Linked DNA regions of Homo sapiens: regions 1, 2, 3, 5 and 6 are each linked to region 4. The links are chromatin contacts, found by Hi-C or POLR2A ChIA-PET in ENCODE. All regions are on one chromosome and are shown on one strand. Each heading gives the region's core, a stretch centred on a gene start or an enhancer-like site at or near the end of the contact. The rest is flanking DNA. Distances are from core to core; before and after follow the strand shown.

What was found. A loop is a pair of places that touch in the nucleus more often than their neighbours do. ChIA-PET counts read pairs that join two places held with the same protein, here RNA polymerase II (POLR2A). Pooled maps may share reads with other maps.
Region 1: a loop to region 4 is called in a map with no recorded cell type, with 4 times the contacts of the local background. The contact joins two enhancer-like sites. A Hi-C loop is called at or near these places in 7 of 37 single-sample maps with no recorded cell type and 4 of 50 pooled maps.
Region 2: a pooled map shows a loop between it and region 4 (6-fold over the local background). The contact joins the promoter of LYSET here to the enhancer-like site in region 4. A Hi-C loop is called at or near these places in 1 of 37 single-sample maps with no recorded cell type and 7 of 50 pooled maps.
Region 3: a map of OCI-LY7 shows a loop between it and region 4 (3-fold over the local background). The contact joins the promoter of UBR7 here to the enhancer-like site in region 4. A Hi-C loop is called at or near these places in 2 of 168 maps with a recorded cell type or tissue (B cell and OCI-LY7), 15 of 37 single-sample maps with no recorded cell type and 10 of 50 pooled maps. POLR2A ChIA-PET finds 5 or more read pairs at or near these places in 1 of 52 experiments (activated CD8-positive, alpha-beta T cell).
Region 5: a loop to region 4 is called in a pooled map, with 7 times the contacts of the local background. The contact joins the promoter of ITPK1 here to the enhancer-like site in region 4. A Hi-C loop is called at or near these places in 2 of 37 single-sample maps with no recorded cell type and 5 of 50 pooled maps. POLR2A ChIA-PET finds 5 or more read pairs at or near these places in 1 of 52 experiments (endothelial cell of umbilical vein).
Region 6: a map with no recorded cell type shows a loop between it and region 4 (12-fold over the local background). The contact joins the promoter of ITPK1-AS1 here to the enhancer-like site in region 4. A Hi-C loop is called at or near these places in 3 of 37 single-sample maps with no recorded cell type and 4 of 50 pooled maps.

The regions. Positions count from the first base shown.
Region 1 is chr14:93,368,426-93,371,125 of GRCh38, forward strand. It overlaps a transcript of UNC79 not described here. Among named protein-coding and RNA genes, the nearest start is that of COX8C, 23 kb to the left of the region's middle. Within about 2 kb of position 1,351, at least 3 of the 41 ENCODE cell types and tissues checked have a DNase peak (open chromatin) inside an H3K27ac peak, as active enhancers do.
Region 2 is chr14:93,184,067-93,186,766 of GRCh38, forward strand. LYSET (lysosomal enzyme trafficking factor) reads left to right here and starts at 1,251. Exons shown (of 2, transcript NM_001098621.4): 1 at 1,251-1,419; 2 at 2,194-2,700. The coding sequence starts at 1,340. The coding sequence ends at 2,605. It overlaps MOAP1 (modulator of apoptosis 1), which reads right to left and starts at 831. Exons shown (of 3, transcript NM_022151.5): 1 at 744-831; 2 at 493-647; 3 at 1-296. The coding sequence starts at 176.
Region 3 is chr14:93,206,000-93,208,699 of GRCh38, forward strand. It overlaps UBR7 (ubiquitin protein ligase E3 component n-recognin 7), which reads left to right and starts at 1,257. Exons shown (of 11, transcript NM_175748.4): 1 at 1,257-1,442. The coding sequence starts at 1,293. GON7 (GON7 subunit of KEOPS complex) reads right to left here and starts at 1,066. Exons shown (of 2, transcript NM_032490.5): 1 at 831-1,066. The coding sequence starts at 1,038. RefSeq lists an enhancer at 303-1,162.
Region 4 is chr14:93,958,694-93,961,393 of GRCh38, forward strand. The region is part of intron 2 of ASB2 (ankyrin repeat and SOCS box containing 2); the gene reads right to left. Among named protein-coding and RNA genes, the nearest start is that of MIR4506, 12 kb to the left of the region's middle. RefSeq lists an enhancer at 372-1,571. Within about 2 kb of position 1,323, at least 8 of the 41 ENCODE cell types and tissues checked have a DNase peak (open chromatin) inside an H3K27ac peak, as active enhancers do; they include OCI-LY7, where a contact is called at or near this core.
Region 5 is chr14:93,114,644-93,117,343 of GRCh38, forward strand. It overlaps ITPK1 (inositol-tetrakisphosphate 1-kinase), which reads right to left and starts at 1,282. Exons shown (of 11, transcript NM_014216.6): 1 at 1,129-1,282; 2 at 426-662. The coding sequence starts at 520.
Region 6 is chr14:93,066,130-93,068,829 of GRCh38, forward strand. It overlaps ITPK1-AS1 (ITPK1 antisense RNA 1), which reads left to right and starts at 1,323. Exons shown (of 1, transcript NR_002808.2): 1 at 1,323-2,700. All of the region lies in intron 3 of ITPK1 (inositol-tetrakisphosphate 1-kinase), which reads right to left.

The DNA of each region.
Region 1 (2,700 bases), core at 101-2,600, 590 kb before region 4:
TCTTCTTTGACAATAAAATGACAAAAATGAAAATGTAGAGAAAAAATGCCATTTTCTTTTTTTTTGAGACATAGTCTTGTTCTGTCGTCCAGGCTGGAGTGCAGTAGGATGATCTTGACGCACTGCAACCTGTCTCCTGGGTTCAAGCAAGTCTCATGCCTCAGCCTTCTGAGTAACTGGGATTACAGGTGCATGCCACCACACCCAGCTAAATTTTTGTATTTTTAGTCGAGACAGGGTCTTGCTATGTTGCTCATGCTGGTCTCAAACTCCTGGACTCAAGTGATCCACCCGCCTCAGCCTTCCAAAGTGCGGGGATTACAGGCATGAGCCACTGTGCCTGGCTCAAAAATGCCATTTTCAAAGAATTGGAAAAGCTATTAAGACACAAACTACAAAATAGTATACCTTAGCAAATATTGTAAACAAGTGAACCTGAAACAAAGACTGAAAGCTGACTGTCTCCTTATTCCTTGAGCAGAATCCAGATTTCACCAAAAGTTCTTAAAGGCATTCAATGTTTATTTATGGGTGCTTGGATGAGGTCACTGGAGAAGACAAATGCCCTTTAGAAAACTTCTTTATTGCAGGGGTTTGAGTTTACTTGTCATTTCTATGATATATTCTCCTAGTCAACAACTGCAAGAGGTGAAGTAAGGTGGAGGAAGACGAGGCAATGATTGCTAAATCACAACACAACATACATTAACCCAAAGGGTGTTGTTGTGAGCTTTGGTGCAAAAAACTGGTAGTAGTAAAGGAAATACATTAGGTAGGAATGTGTTCCAGACAATAAACTTGTGTGAAATTCTTCGACTTGATTCCCCTTCTACTTATACTGTTCTTCAACATATTCCTGGCCCAATTCAAAGACTAGACTGTGCCTAAAAACATTTTTACAAATTGTAGTATAGAGACTTCCAGTTTCCAGTTCTGCATGTGAGGAACTTGAAAGCTGCCACTCCATTTTAACAACAAGTAAAAAGCTGAACTGACTGAAAAAATCAATAACTCTTCTTAGATTCATAAGAGAAGTAAGGAAGCAGAGCACACTGCTGCTTCCAGGATTAGAGTGTCATGCTTACCAGAGCAGAAAAGTCATGAACAGACACTGCCGTGGGAACAAGTGCCCAGGTAGGAAAACCTGAACTGTAATTGGCATATTAGTAGAGGCTCAGTGTGAATGAGTCTGAGGGTTAAATATTCCTGGGGACCTAGTCATAGGAACCCCTCCTTCCTTTTGTGAGTTTTACCTCTAGGCAGGTCGGCCTGGTTAGCCACGGTAAGTATCAGAGAAAAATCCCCTTGTGTTTCTGGCAGGCAGAGGGAAAAGGAACCATTTTGAAATATGCCAGATTAATCTGTTCTTAACAAGGCCTGCCTTTAGGGGAACTAGTTAACCACAGCCTGACCTACTGGGGTTTCATTGCTGCCTAATTTAGCTGAGGGACAGGAAGTAACCAGCTCCAGTTAGCTTTAGCCTTCCATGTGGGAGAAGGGAAATAACCCAATTCTAGCCTATGTAGCCATCCTGTCCCACTTAAGAGGGGTGAGAAAAAAATGATAAATACTTGTGGAGTTCGCAGTCCAGAAGCATAGGCTCACTAAAAGACTGAGGCTTAATCACAGGACTATAGAATGCTTCCCTTCCCCTCATACCTAATCACTACATTACTAAAGACCTATTTATGGCAGTTCCTTTTACCTGGCACACGATATCCGGCTATCAAGAAAAACATTACAGGACATTCTAAAAGACATAAAGAACGATTTGAAGAAACAGAGCAAGCATCAGAAGCAGACATGGAAGGGATGTTGCAATGATCAGACCAGGAATTTAAAACGACTATGATTAATTGCAAAGGACTCAAATAGATAAACTAGATTGTGTGCAAGAACAGAGGGACAATGTAAGCAGAGAGGTGGAAACCTTAAGAAAGAGCCAAAAAAAAGTGCTAGGAATCAAAAACACTGTAACAGAAATGAAGAATGCCTTTGATGGGCTTATTTAGTAGACTAGACACAGCTGAAGAAAGATCTCTGCGCTTAAAAATATAGTAATAGAGGCCAAGTGTGCTGGCTCACGCCTGTAATCCCATCACGTTGGGAGGCCAAGGTGGGCAGATCACGAGGTCAGGAGATCGAGACCATCCTGGCTGACACGGTGAAACCCCGTCTCTACTAAAAATACAAAAAATTAGCCAGACGTGGTGGTACATGCCTGTAGTCCTGGCTACTCGGGAGGCTGAGGCAGGAGAATCACTTGAACCCGGGAGGTGGAGGTTGCAGTGAGCTGAGATCTCACCATTGCACTCCGGCCTGGGCTACAGAGCGAGACCCTGTCTCAAAAAGAAAAAGAAAAAGAAAAGATGTATTAATAGAAACCCTAAAACTGAAAAGCAGAAGACAAAGATTGAAAACAACAATGACAACAAAGAATATCCAAGGACTGTGGAACAACTACAGAAATGTAACATACAAGTAATGGGAATACTAGAGGGAGAAGATAGAAAAAAAAATAGAAGAATTATTTGAAAAGATAGTAATTAAGAATTTCCCTAAATTAATGTCAAACACCAAACTCCACATCCAGGAAGCTCAGAGACACAAAGCAAGGTATGCTCCACCTCCTGCCAAAAACCAAAACAAAACAAAACAACAACAACAAAACAGGGGTGGGTGCGGGGTGGCTCACCCCTG
Region 2 (2,700 bases), core at 1-2,500, 770 kb before region 4:
TCCCTCCTGAACATCCTTCCAAGCAGTCTGTACTCCCCCAAGGGAGCTAAACCAGCCTGCAGAGCCTCCTCGATTTCTGCCACACTGCAGCTCTGGGAGATGCCGGCAATCAATAGCGCTTTCCGAGGGTTCATGTCCATCCCCCTGCACCAGTCTTCTAAAAGCCTCAAAGTCATGGTGCCCGAAATAATAGACTTAAGTTCTAAATATGCCAGACCACAGGCGACCACCGAAATTCAAAGTAATCCTCCGCGGTACCCCAGAGAAATCTTGTCAACGTGCCGAGGTCCAGCAGCCTGCAAGACAGAGCAGACAGGTTAGCTAAAGGTGCCAACGTCCAGGGCAAGCGTGCAGGCCCCAAGCCCCGCGCGCCCTGCCCCCAGCGGCGACGCCAGGGCAGCCGCACTGCGGCGCGCGCCCCTCACCCCTCCCAGCCCTGGTGCCTGGCGGATGTCGGGCCTGCAGGGCCGCGTCGGGCCCGCTTCCACTCACCGTGATCTAGTGCTCGTGCCCGCGTCCGTGCGCCGGCGGCCAAGGTGCCTGGCCGGGCCCCGACGAGGCGCGGGAGGGCAGGCTCCCCTAGGCTCTGACGGACACTCGGGGGCCACAGCGACCGATGCCGGTACTCCAGGTGCCTGTGGTACTGTCTGCAACGAGAAGTGATGGGGCGATGACAGTCGCGAGCGGGCACCAGGGGGCAAGGCTGAGGAGCGCTGAGTCGCCAGACCCAGAGAGCCACCCACCTGGAGGGACGTGCCGCCACCCGCGCCGCCGGAGCTCCGGCTCCAGCCCGGATTCCACCTGTTTTGGTCTCGCTCGGGGAAGCTGCGCGGCGGGCGGGGGCGATCTGACGTCATGAGGGGCGGGCCTCGGGGGCGGGGCGCGCGCGCTTCCGGCCCGAGCCGGAAGCTCCGACTGCGGCGGCATCCGGGACGGCGGGCGGGCTGGCCACCACGGGACAGGAAGGTGAGATCCGGGACCTCAGCTTTGCAAGCAGGCTCCGCCGGCGACCGCTGACGGGCGCTGGGCTCGCGGCGCTGCAAGGCGGCGAGGCCCGGGCCTGGCGCCGCCTGCGCAGCCTTGGTCGCGGCGTGCCGGCGCTGCAGCGCGGCAGGGGGCGGGGCCGGCCGCCCGGAGGCCCAAGTGGCGGGGACGCCTCCCTGCCGGGTCAGGTTCTCAGAGCGGGTCTCCGGCGGCGGCGACGGGGGCCGGGCCGCGCGTGACCCGCCGCAGTCACGCCGTTCTTAATCACTAGTAGCTGGTGCTCCAGGCTGGCGGCGCTCACCTTTCTCCTAGCCGGGTGACCCAGGGGATTTATTTTATGTTGGCTTTCTCTGAAATGCCAAAGCCACCCGATTATTCAGAGCTGAGTGACTCTTTAACGCTTGCCGTGGGAACAGGAAGATTTTCGGGACCATTGTAAGTGCTTAGGAGTTACTGTCTTAACTTGGGGGCTTGACTTGTAGCACCCCGCGTTCACGTCTGAAGCAGTACTGTTATGCCAGAAAGTGTTTCACCTGTCAAAGTGAAATGTGCTGTGAGAAACTAGTTTAATTCCAGTTTCTGGAGGGCGGGTATTATGGACCTGTTTAAGTAGGATGCAGTGATTTATTCTGAGGGATTCCCGTTAAAAAGCAGAACTCAGTATATACTGAAATCAATGGTTTTTTGTTTTTTTGTGTGTGTTGTTTTACTTGATTGTAAGTATTACACAAAACAACCTGTAAGTTTTACATTTCTTAATAGGTGTTTAATTTAATTATTTTAAATCTTAAGTGTGTTAGTGGGATATTTTAGAATTCTTTTTTTTTTTTTTTAATTAGACAGAGTCTCGCTCTGTCGCCCAGGCTGGAGTGCAGTGGCGTGATCTCGGCTCTCTGCAAGCTCTGCCTCCTGGGTTCACGCCATTCTCCTGCCTCAGCCTCCCGAGTAGCTGGGACTACAGGTGCCCGCCACCACGCCCGGCTATTTTTTTTGTATTTTTAGTAGAGACGGGATTTCACCATGTTAGCCAGGATGGTCTCTATCACCTGACCTCGTGATCCACCCGCCTCAGCCTCCCAAAGTGCTGGGATTACAGGCGCGAGCCACCGCGCCCGGCCTAGAATTCTTGGAGATAAAGCAAGTACATTTGGAGTAGTTGCCGTGACAGCATTACTAGACCCTAATTGTATTTTCTTTTTTAATTTGAAGGCACAGAGCATGGAGAATGATGAACTTCCGTCAGCGGATGGGATGGATTGGAGTGGGATTGTATCTGTTAGCCAGTGCAGCAGCATTTTACTATGTTTTTGAAATCAGTGAGACTTACAACAGGCTGGCCTTGGAACACATTCAACAGCACCCTGAGGAGCCCCTTGAAGGAACCACATGGACACACTCCTTGAAAGCTCAATTACTCTCCTTGCCTTTTTGGGTGTGGACAGTTATTTTTCTGGTACCTTACTTACAGATGTTTTTGTTCCTATACTCTTGTACAAGAGCTGATCCCAAAACAGTGGGCTACTGTATCATCCCTATATGCTTGGCAGTTATTTGCAATCGCCACCAGGCATTTGTCAAGGCTTCTAATCAGATCAGCAGACTACAACTGATTGACACGTAAAATCAGTCACCGTTTTTTCCCTACGATTACAAAACTGCCAGTCCTATATGGAGTCTGATCACAAGACTGCAGTTTCTTCACAGATCTCAGGAAGT
Region 3 (2,700 bases), core at 7-2,506, 750 kb before region 4:
TTCACTTTTTTTTTCTTTTTTTTTGAGACGGAGTCTCGCTCTGTCGCCCACGATAGAGTGCAGTGGCGCGATCTCGGCTCACTGCACCCTCTGCCTCCAGGGTTCAAGCGATTCTTCTGCCTCAGCCTCCCGAGTAGAGTAGCTGGGACTACAGGAGCATGCCACCACGCCCAGCTAATTTTTGTATTTTTAGTAGAGACAGGGTTTCACCATATTGGCCAGGCTTGTCTCGAACTCCTGACCTCGTGATCTGCCTGCCTCGGTCTCCCAAAGTGCAGGGATTACAGGCGTGAGCCACCAGCCCGGACCACTTCCACTTTTAATAAGAGTGTCTGCCTGTCTAGTCCCCTTGTGTTTCACAAGGGCAGGAACTGAGTCGCATTCACCTCATTCTTCCTCCAGGGCTCAGCTCAGGGTTTGGCACATAATAGTAGGCATTCGACACGTTTTTTTGTGAAATAAACGAAATAGCGATGAGTTGTGGAAACGCTTGAGTAGAAGCAGCCCAAATAAATATAGTGATAAATGCCAACAATTTTTATTTTTTAAATTATTTTAAAAATAATAATAGAAACGGGGTCTCGATATGTTGCCCTGGCTGTTCTGGAACTCCTGACCTCAAGTGATCCTCCTGCCTCGCCCTCCCAAAGTGCTGGGATTACAGGCGTGAGCCCCACTTCGCCTAGCCCGCCAAAAATTTTTAGATGCAATTCTTCTTTCCTCGAGGCTCACTTTGTCCAAGTCTGCCACTCTACACGGGCTCCCCAAGCCAATTTCCCCTGGGCGCCCGCCCCGTCCTCCGGTCACTGCAGCACCGTCTCAGAGCTCACCGTCCAAGTCCTCGTCTGGAGCCGCCGCCACCCGGTGCTGCACTTCCCCCTGTACCAGAGGGTCGAATAATTCCGTTACCATGTCCTTCATCTGGGCCACGCCAGACAACAGGCCCTGGAAAGGGTCGCCGTCACCCGGCGCCTCACAGGACACCCGCAGCTTCTGCGGCTTCCCTTCCTGCCCGACGTACTCTCCCAGCAGCTCCATGGTGACCGCTAAGCTTCCAGAACACGACACCGGGAAGCGCCACCCGGAGGCGGAAATCAGCCCGCGTCCGGCGCAGGCGGGAGAAGGGAGAGGAGTGACATCCGTTTGTCGGAAGTCGCTCCTCCCCCTTCCTTCGCTTTTTTTCCTTGTCATTGGTTCCTGGCACTCGGGCCCCACCTCCTCCGGCTACGCCCCTCACGGCCGCTTTTCCCGCCTCCGCCGGGGCCGAGCCGCTGTTCGGCTGACAGTTGAGGATGGCCGGAGCCGAGGGCGCCGCTGGGCGGCAGTCGGAGCTGGAGCCCGTGGTATCGTTGGTCGACGTCCTTGAGGAGGACGAGGAGCTGGAGAATGAGGCGTGCGCTGTCCTGGGCGGCAGCGACTCCGAGAAGTGCTCCTACTCTCAGGTGGGCGCGCGGCCCGGGCCTCCTCTCCCCCGGCTCCCGCCGAACCTCCCCTTCCCGGCCCGGCTGTCCCTATTCCCGCCTTGCCGCAGTCGTCTCCCCAGTGGTGGTCCGGGGCCGCCGTTAGTCTGCCGCTTCCTCACCCCAAGCTCACCCTTCCCTTTTAACCCCAACCTCCTGGGCCCCCTTCAGCCTGTGTCCAGCAGGGGCCCCCCTCTCCCCTGTCTCCAACTCTGTCCGGCCCGCCAGGAAGGGCCCTGGAGCAGCTGCTCTGTCCGTCCTCTCCAGCCTCTTCTTGGTGCACCACTGCTTTTCACGAAACCACCCCGCGACCTCTCAGATCCAGACATCTTTGTCCCTGATTTTCCCATCCTAAGATTATTTATTTATTTATTTATTAGGGACCGAATGGGAGAGTCAGGTTAAAGAGATTTTCAAATCCATAGGGATTTGCGGTGAGCTCCTTGACAGCTAGTTCCTCTGCAATTTAGTTGGACAAGTGCTAGCTAGTACTTTTTCTTTCTTTCTTTTTTTGGCAAAATGAAGCAAGTACCCATGTCTATCTGCAGTCTGCCCCCCTCCCCTGGAAATAGACCGGAAACAGAACAGCAAGTGGCTCTGGCAAGGGAGGGGAGAGAGGAGAAAAGGATCTGTTTGGCATTTGGAAGACGTTGTGAGTGAGCAAGTGTTTGAGGGGGTGTGATGTGGTGTTTAGTGACTCACCCTACACTTCGAGGTACAAAAATGGAAAAGGATGGGTAGGAAGAAGACTGACAAAGGATGAGAATTGGTAGGAAGAAGGGTTACCTAGGAAGAGGGGTGGATTGGAACACTGGGGAGATGAGGGGAGAGACTTGTATTCATTATGTGGTATGAACTGAGATCATAATACCAGTTCTCGTTGTTGACCAAGGTTAGTTTACACTGCAAAGTGCTAGATTGTTGAATAAACCTGGTATCCAGACATAGCCCCAGGTATTTTAAAACCTTTGGTCACCACTAAAACAATTTTTCCCCTGCTTTACTTAAAAAAAAAAAAAAGAAAAAAGTTATGTCTATATGTAAACTATTTTTGAAGTGTAGTTACCTTTATAAAATGGATTCCTTAATATTTTCTTTGTGGTAAAAAAAAAAATACGGAAATTTGCACAAATCATGTACACAGCTTGAAAGGAAAGTGTGCGTGTTCCCACAACCCAGATCAACAAATAGAACATTAGGAGTGCAAAAGGCTTATTGGAATAGAACTTTAAAAAAAAAA
Region 4 (2,700 bases), core at 73-2,572:
TCCTGAGAAGGAGAGACAGCCGGCAGGTGGAGGCAGCCTGGGGCCAGGCTCACCTCAGCTGTCTCCAGCCCTGTCGTCTTGATGAGGCCCTGGGCTTCCACCTCCCAGGATCCTTGGGTCACGGCCACCCTCATACTTAGTGCATGTGTGGCCTCCAGTTACCTGCCATTGTTAGAATGTTTTTAGCAGGATAATAAAGCACTGGGAAAAAGCCCACTGCACCATCTAAACGAGGACCTGTCTCTGCATAGTAATGGCAGCAGCAATGGTGGCCGGGATGTTGAGGTTGATGGAGGTGGAGGGAGCTGGTGATGATGACAGTTTCTAACAACTGTGCAGGGCAAATGTTCACAAAGTCATGCCGAGCCTCTCCTCATTTCCATTCTCCTGCCACCATTGATGGAAGCAGCGGGTGTGCTGTTCCCATTTTGCAGATGAGGAAACAGACAGACTGAGTTCCATTCAACAAAGAGTTCCCAGCTCTGGCTCAGTCCCAGGCCCACTCTGGGTGGTGATGCAGCTCATTAAAATTTATCTTTTTGTGGATCCTGAGGATATTTGGAAGTCAGCAGAGAGGGAGACAAGGCCACACACAGCCACAGAGTCACAGAGGACGGGCTGAGATCGGGGCAGAAGGGCTCATTCTGGGAGCACTGAGATCCGAGTGCATCCACTGGCTTTGGGGCTGGCAACTGGGCAAGGCGACCGCTCAGAGTTACTGAGTCGTGAGTCTCAGGGCTGGCTGGGGAGCCAGGGCCCCTGGCTGGGTTTCGTGCTCTCGCCAATCAAGGCTGGAGGCCCCATTTCCCCTCGGGCCCCAAGCAGGGGAATTCCCAACAGAGCAAACCTCCTGGGCTGAGTCATCACAGGCGAGAGGAGCCTGGCCTCGGCAGGATGTGGGTGTAGGTCATGCCCTGGAAGAGCCCCAGGTAGGGCCTCTGTCCTTTGTGTGTCACTGGGCAGGTTCTGGGGTGGAGAATGTGTCACCGTCACCTGACCCTGGAGTCCAGCTTGTCATGAATTCAGGCACGGTCAGCCTCAGTGAGAGCAGAGAATGGGCTGGCAGGACAGTGCTCCTAGCCTCTCGGTGAGTCAATGGATGGCTGCTCTGTCTGAGTTAGTAAGAAGCCCAGGTCAGCCCCAGGGAGGCAGTGATTGGGCTGGGCCTGGCTGAATGCAGGGGGCAGGTAGGCACCTTAATAGAGGAGGGAGCTAACAAAATCGATTCCGCCCCACGCCCGCCAACATGTCACCAGTCCACCCCACACCCGCCACTGTGCCATGAGTCTACCCCACGCCCACCCCATGCCACGAGTCCACCCCACGCCCACCACTGTGCCGTGAGACACATGTGACTCATTGAGCACTTGTTATAACAGGCACATTGCACCAAGCATCTCATTTAATTCCCCAGTCCACTTGGTGAAGGAGATGTAATTGGCTTCCTTTGCAAATGAGAGAACTGAGGCTCAAAGAGGCTTGCTTCCTCTAGTCTGCTTGATGAACTCCTATTCATCCTGCAAAGCCTACTTCCTTGACTAAGTGAATTGACCTTTTCCAGGGTCCCTCTGTAACTGAGGAAGCTGTGCTCTCCCTGCTGTGTCATCAGGTAGTTCTGGGCCTTCACCCTCATTAGACTGTGATCTTAGGGAGAGCAGGACCCAGCCCTGATTCACAACCTGGCATATCATAAGTGCAGAGTAAGTGTGGGTGGCTTGATTTGAATTGTTTGAAGCTGTGCACACAACAGCCTCAGCCAGTTCCTGCTTCATGTTTTCCTCCTTTGTCTTCTCAGAAATGTATCTTAAATGAAATGCAGAGGTTTAAAGATTAGGAAGACCCAGCCTCCTGGACTCACTCTGGCTGGTCCATTCATGGAAACCTTGGGCTCTGCACTTCATGGGTTCATGGACCCCACTTCTCCATGGAACAGGAAGCTAGGTCTGTCCCTTTGGGGTCCCTTAGGGGACCAAAGCTTGGCAAATGATCCTCATTTGATCCTCATCAAATTCTGTGCCTTACGTTGAGGTGAGACAGAAGCAAATTGGGAAATGGTTTTTAACAGAATTCTGTTTTCTTTGGGATACTGATCTTTCATTTCTAAGATCCAGAAGACTCAGTGGACTCCATTTTGGTCACAATATAATAATGATCAATTGCATTGCTAGAGCTTTTTATTGGTTTCAAAGGTATTTATTTGTTTAAAAACATTTATTAGGTAGCTACAATGATCCAGGCTCTAAGCTGGGCACTGGAGATAAATAAATAAATAAATAAATAAATAAATAAATAAACAGTATCAGCTCAGCTCTCTGTCCCCTAGGAGGTCACAGTCTAGTTGGGAACACTCTCAGGAGGGTGTCCCAGGAAGACCCAAGAAGCTTGTCTGTGAAGCAGAGGCCATCATGAGATTGGTGCTGGAGCACTCAGACAGGGCCGGGGAGGTCAATACGAGCTGCAAGATGTGGGAAGGCTCCAACGCCCACCTCATCTTATTTGCTTTTCACAGGAATACTGCAAGGGGAGCACAGCATGTTTTTGTTGTTGCTGTTATAAAGATGAGGCCACTGGGGCTCAGATAGGGTTAGCCACCCACCTAAGGTTGCACAGCCAGTAAGTGTAGAGGAAGAATTTGAATCTCTAGACCTACTTCTCTTTCCACTCTGCTGCCTTTCCATCTATTCCTTTATTCACCCATTC
Region 5 (2,700 bases), core at 32-2,531, 840 kb before region 4:
CCACAAACGTGGGTGCCCTTTCTTCATGAAAGGGAAGGGGACGAAGGAAGAAAAACACTCCGGTCCAAAAGTACCCTCAAGCCCTTACCCCACAGCGTGGATGCCCCGATTTCCCAGGTCCCTCCGCAACCCTCAGTAGAACTCCCACCGCGCCCTGGGCTGCTGGGGGCCTCCCCAGCCGGGTCACAGTGCACCTGAACGCCCCGGTCCGTGCCACCTCGCCCGCACCGGCCACCGCTTCCCTGGAACGCGGCCGGCGGCCGCCACCGCCACCTGGCTGCTCGGACTCAGTCTCCCCGCGCGCCGCTTCTTCCCGTTTGGCTCCGATCTCCCAAAACAACTAATGAGGCTGCACCGGGCTCGGGCCGGGGGTCACCGGGCTCGGGCCGGGGGTCCCCGGGCGCCGGCGCCGCGTCCCTCCTTACCTGCACAGCTCGGCGAAGGCCTGGAAATTCAGCTTCTTGATTTTCTTCTCGCTCAGCCAGTAGCCAACTCTCTTCCCTTTCAGAAAGGTCTGCATCTTCCTCCTCGGGCGGGGAGCCTGGGTCCGGAGGAAATCGCCCACAGGCCGAGTCTGGCGGCCGGCGCGCGCCGCGAGCGAGTGGGCACCTCCTCCCGGCGGCGGGGACGCGGAACGGGGATCGGAGCTGGGGCGCGCAGTCCTGCCGCGCGGAGCGGAGCGGGGCGGGGCGCGGCGGGCGGCCGGGAGGAGGGAGCGGCGCTCAGCGCGGAAGGCCACTGGCTGGGCCAAGCTGCCACCGCCCACGCCCCCGCCGCCTGCGGGCTCGCCCGCCCGCCCACCGGCTCGCGAGCGCCGCGCCGCCCGGCCTGCCGGCTGAGGCTGGGGCACGGCTGAGCCTGAGTCTGAGTCGGAGCTGGGGCCAGGGCCCGCAGGAGGGGAAGCCGGGCCTCCGCAGACACCGCCCCCGCCCTGCCCGCCCTCCCGCCGCGCGGGCCCGAGCCACACGCCCTCAGGCGGCGGCAGAAGCGCGGCCTCCGAGCCCTTCCTCCCTCCTCCTCCCGCCCGGGTCCTCGCCCTCTGATGTTCCCAGCCGGGCCGTAACCCCTGGGCGCGCTTGGACCCCGGCGGGGCGCACGCGGCCACTCGGCCCGGCCAGAGATCCTCACCCGCCGCCGCCGCCGCCACTTCCTCCTCGGCCTGGTCCTCGCGCGCTGCCCGCCGAGAAGGGCGGCGGCGAGCGCCCGCGCACTCGCCGCCCCTGCCCGCCGCCGCCCCGCGCTGGCCCGGCCGCCCCGCTTGAGCCCGCGGCGGCGAGGAAGCGGCGGGGCGGCCGCCAGGGGGCAGCGCCGCCCGCCGCCTCTTAAAGGCGCCGCGCCGGCCCTCGCGGCTACCCGGCGCCTGTTTGTGTCCCCGGGTGTGGGGTGCGGGGCGCGGGGCTTCCTGGGGGCGGCCGTGGCCCGGCGGTCTTACTTCGGGAAGGGAGCCGCGGTGTGGGCGTGTGTTCCGCCTGGCCTTTGGGGGCGACCGAGCCGCTGAGTTTCGGAAACGTCTCTGTACCCCCAGCAGGGTTCAGCACCCCCAAGGCAATCCATTGCAACTGCGCCCGGAAGGAGACCTTCCAGGAATTCGCCCCTTCCCTCGAGGAAGCGGACCCTGGCCCAGGATGGGGCCCCCCGGGGGGGTGGGTGAACACCCAGGGGCCCTCCTAGGCGTAGGACGTGACCACCAGTTCTCACTCTAGGTCCCCTTCACTGAGGGGGGAAGGGGCGGGGACTGGAGGCGACAGCGACAACAGCGGCCGTCCCCGGAGACCCCTTCCTCAGGGGTGCGGGTCAGCGTCGGCGCCGGGGAGTCACTAAACCCCGCCTACCCTGCCCTGCCCTATGGGGCAGCCAGGGAGCTTTCCTGCCTCAATGGTCTCTGGGTTTGGGAAGGAGAAATGGACTTCTCTCCCCAGGCCCAGGCAGGAAAAATGGATTCCCGTGGAGGGAAGGCTCAGAAAAGTTTGAGAGGAGACACTGAAGCTGGCCTTGGAAATCAAGGAGATTTTGATGGAGCAGGGAAGGGGGATGAGCTTGAATTGAGGCTGGGAGACAAGAAAAAGCCAAGTTGCCAGCGGGTGACCAAGACTTCCCTTGATCACACTTGAGTCAGGCTCCTCCGAGACCTCTTTCTGACCAGGCCCCGACCTTGGGCTCTGTCCTTGGCCTTCTTAGTCCAGTTTTAGCCAGAATCCTGCTGTCAAGAATATCTCCACGCTTGGTATGTGATCACCCTGGCCGGCCTACATTAAGAAACTCCGTCTCAAAAAAAAAAGAAAGACAAGGATCTCTCTATGCTGCCCAGGCTGGAGTGCAATGGTGCAGTCATAGCTCACTGCAGCCTCGAACACCCCTGCTAAACTGATCCTCCCACCTCAGCCTCCCGAGCAGCTGGGACTACACTGTGTTGCCCAGGCAGGTCTCGAACTCCTGGCCTCAAGCTGTCCTCCCACCTGGGCCTCCCAAAGTGCTGGGATTGTAGACCTGAGCCACCCCGCCTGGCTTCCCTGCCATCTTTAACGAGAATCTGATTAGTTTTTTTCTTTAACAAGGTAGAGAAAACGGATGGATGGAGAGTGGAAAAGACGATGGGTGGGAAACAGGACTCCTCCAGGGGGCCAGCTAGGGACGGGCACTGCATGCCTTAGGCAAGGGTACTGCGAGTTTCATAGGCCATGGGAGCCTAGAAGGTAAGTG
Region 6 (2,700 bases), core at 73-2,572, 890 kb before region 4:
TCGAGGCCTGGCCACATCCTGTGTAGCACAATACCTCAGTCCTTAATTCACTCACCCAGTAGACACAGCGCACATCAGGGCCAGACCACGTGCTCCTCAGAGACCAGCAAGTCCCAGCCTCAGGAGGACACACCAACAGGCAGCTCAGCTTGGTGTGCGTGCGTGTGTGCGCGTGCATGTGTGTGTGTGTATGTGTGTGTGTGTGTGTGTGTAGGGGGCAGAGGCGTCTGCTGGGAAAGCAGGGTAGGTGTCACTGCCAAGGTGACATTTAGCAATTCTTTTTTTTTTTTTTTTTGAGACGGAGTCTTGCTCTGTCACAGGCTAGAGTTCAGTGGCGCGATCTCGGCTCACTGCAAGCTCCGCCTCCCGCGTTCGCGCCATTCTCCTGCCTCAGCCTCCTGAGTAGCTGGGACTACAGGCACCTGCCACCACGCCCAGCTAATTTTTTGTATTTTTAGTAGAGACAGGGTTTCACCGTGTTAGCCAGGATGGTCTCGATCTCCTGACCTCATGATCCACCCGCCTCGGCCTCCCAAAGTGCTGGGATTACAGGTGTGAGCCACTGCACCCACCTGACATTTAGCAGTTCTAAAAGCATGAATAAAAATATGAGAGCAGGGAAGGGGCTGAAGAGGGAGATGCCAGGTCCTTACTCAACTGAAATACTCAGGGACGCTTCCTGGTCTTTGGAACTGACCTGAGGCAATGCATCTCCATTCCTGGCTTTGACTACGATGGTTCTGCGCCCAGCTGGACAAGGAGCACAGTCCAGGGCCCTCAGGTCAAGATGCCTCCTCCTCAGAGTCTCAGCCCTGCACCAGGCCAAACGGGAACCGACTGCTGAGGAATCCAGTGTTTGCATCCGAGTTTCTCCATCTGCACCCAGATTCCCTAGGATCACACTCTGAGTAGCAATGCTATGGATACCTTCACCCCAGAATGCCAGGACAGTCAGCTACTTTAAGAGCAGAATCTTGCTTCTGGCCCTTTCTAAAACCCCCGTTCCATCCCTTCCTATTTCCCCTGTGTACTTCATTCCATCTCTTTTCTTTGCTTTTACGTAAAATGCTTACCTGGCACGCTCCACTGAGGCCACGGAATTCTTGACATTTGACAGCCAAGCAAGGGTGGCAGGTACCAGGGAGATCCAGTCCCAACCCTGCGTGGTGTGGTGAGGAGGGCCTGGGGTTCTGGAAGCCTGCCTGCAAGAAGGCACCCAGGCACCCTGGAGCACAGGGAGCCCCACCTGCCCTGGCAGAGCTCTGTTGTCTTGACATGGGATGTGGGAACTTTTTTTTTTTTTTAAAGGATTTGCTCAAATTGACTCAGTGCATCAAAGGCTGGAGAAAGAATCACCCTAGAACTGAGTGCCACAGGCTTCGGAAGCTGCACAAGACTGCAACACGGTGACAGCTTCTATTTCTAACAGCAAACCTAAAAAGCTCAGGAACCAAAATAAAACGGATAGAAATGAAACCACTCAGAGTATGACGACAGTACTCAAAGCAACTCACGAGCATTTCCCCACGCTGTCTTCCAAAATGTGAAAAATGTGATTTTTTTTTAATGGCCACATTGGAGAACTGCTATGAGCAGACCTCATTTATATAACCCTTCCCAGCACCTCATGTATCATCATTATTAAAAAACACTATGGGGATCATGCTTTCACATAACTTTGTCTTATTTGTTATCTACATAGCCTAAGCAAATAGTAAATGATGGAGAATGAAAATAATTGTCAATGTTTAGGGGGAAAAAAATACCTGCATTTCAAATTTTTTAAAAAAACCATAAAATCTATCTTTTAAAAAAGGAAGGAGTAAGCTGGAATCCACAATTGTTAGAAACCCAAAAGTGATACAGAGGGGAGGCAAAAAAAAAAAAAAAATACTATATTCTCCACACTGAAACAATGTATCTTTCTCAACAGCCCAGTTTCATCTGTAGCTGTATTTTCCCCACTGAAATGCCACCATTAATCATAACAACAGATGAGTAAAAATCAATTAATATTCCTTCAGCATCTCTTAGGTGTCTTCAATCCTGTGCGCTGTCATCCCTTTAAAGAGGAAGGAAAAGATCCACAGCCAGGAAACAGACTCAGAAACTCAAACCCAGGTCTCTGGACCCCACAGGGAAGTGAGGCACAGCCAAGAGCAATCTGTGTCCATTACTGGCCTCAAATGACCACATGGAAACACTGTGTGCAGAGCCAGCCCCCCAAGCCCGTGGCGGTCCTCCTTGGAGATGATGGGGTCTGGGGAGAGGTCAGAGTCAGGCTCACGTGAACTTCAGAAAGCCACTGCCCAGGATATGGGTGGACCGCAAGTCTACCATGGGCTGTCCCAGCTCCAAAGACGTCAGAACCCCACAGCGATTGTTATTCCCAAAGCCCTTTACGCTTGGCTCCACAGCACACGGCAGAGAAAATCGACAGAAGGAAGGATGTTCACAGGTGTCCACCCCTACCTATGCCCCAGTGACCTGGAAATAAAATCCATCAAGAGCACCGGGGTCAGCCAGCTGGGGTACGCTGGAGAGTATGGGTGGCAGAGGGAACCCCGCTGTGGATTGATCATTTGACACTGTGTTCAGCATACCTTTTAAAAAAATGTTGGTACCATGTAAAAATATAACCTAAATAACAAGTACATTTTTAATGCTGAGATGGAGAATTTAGCACCTATAATCCTTCCA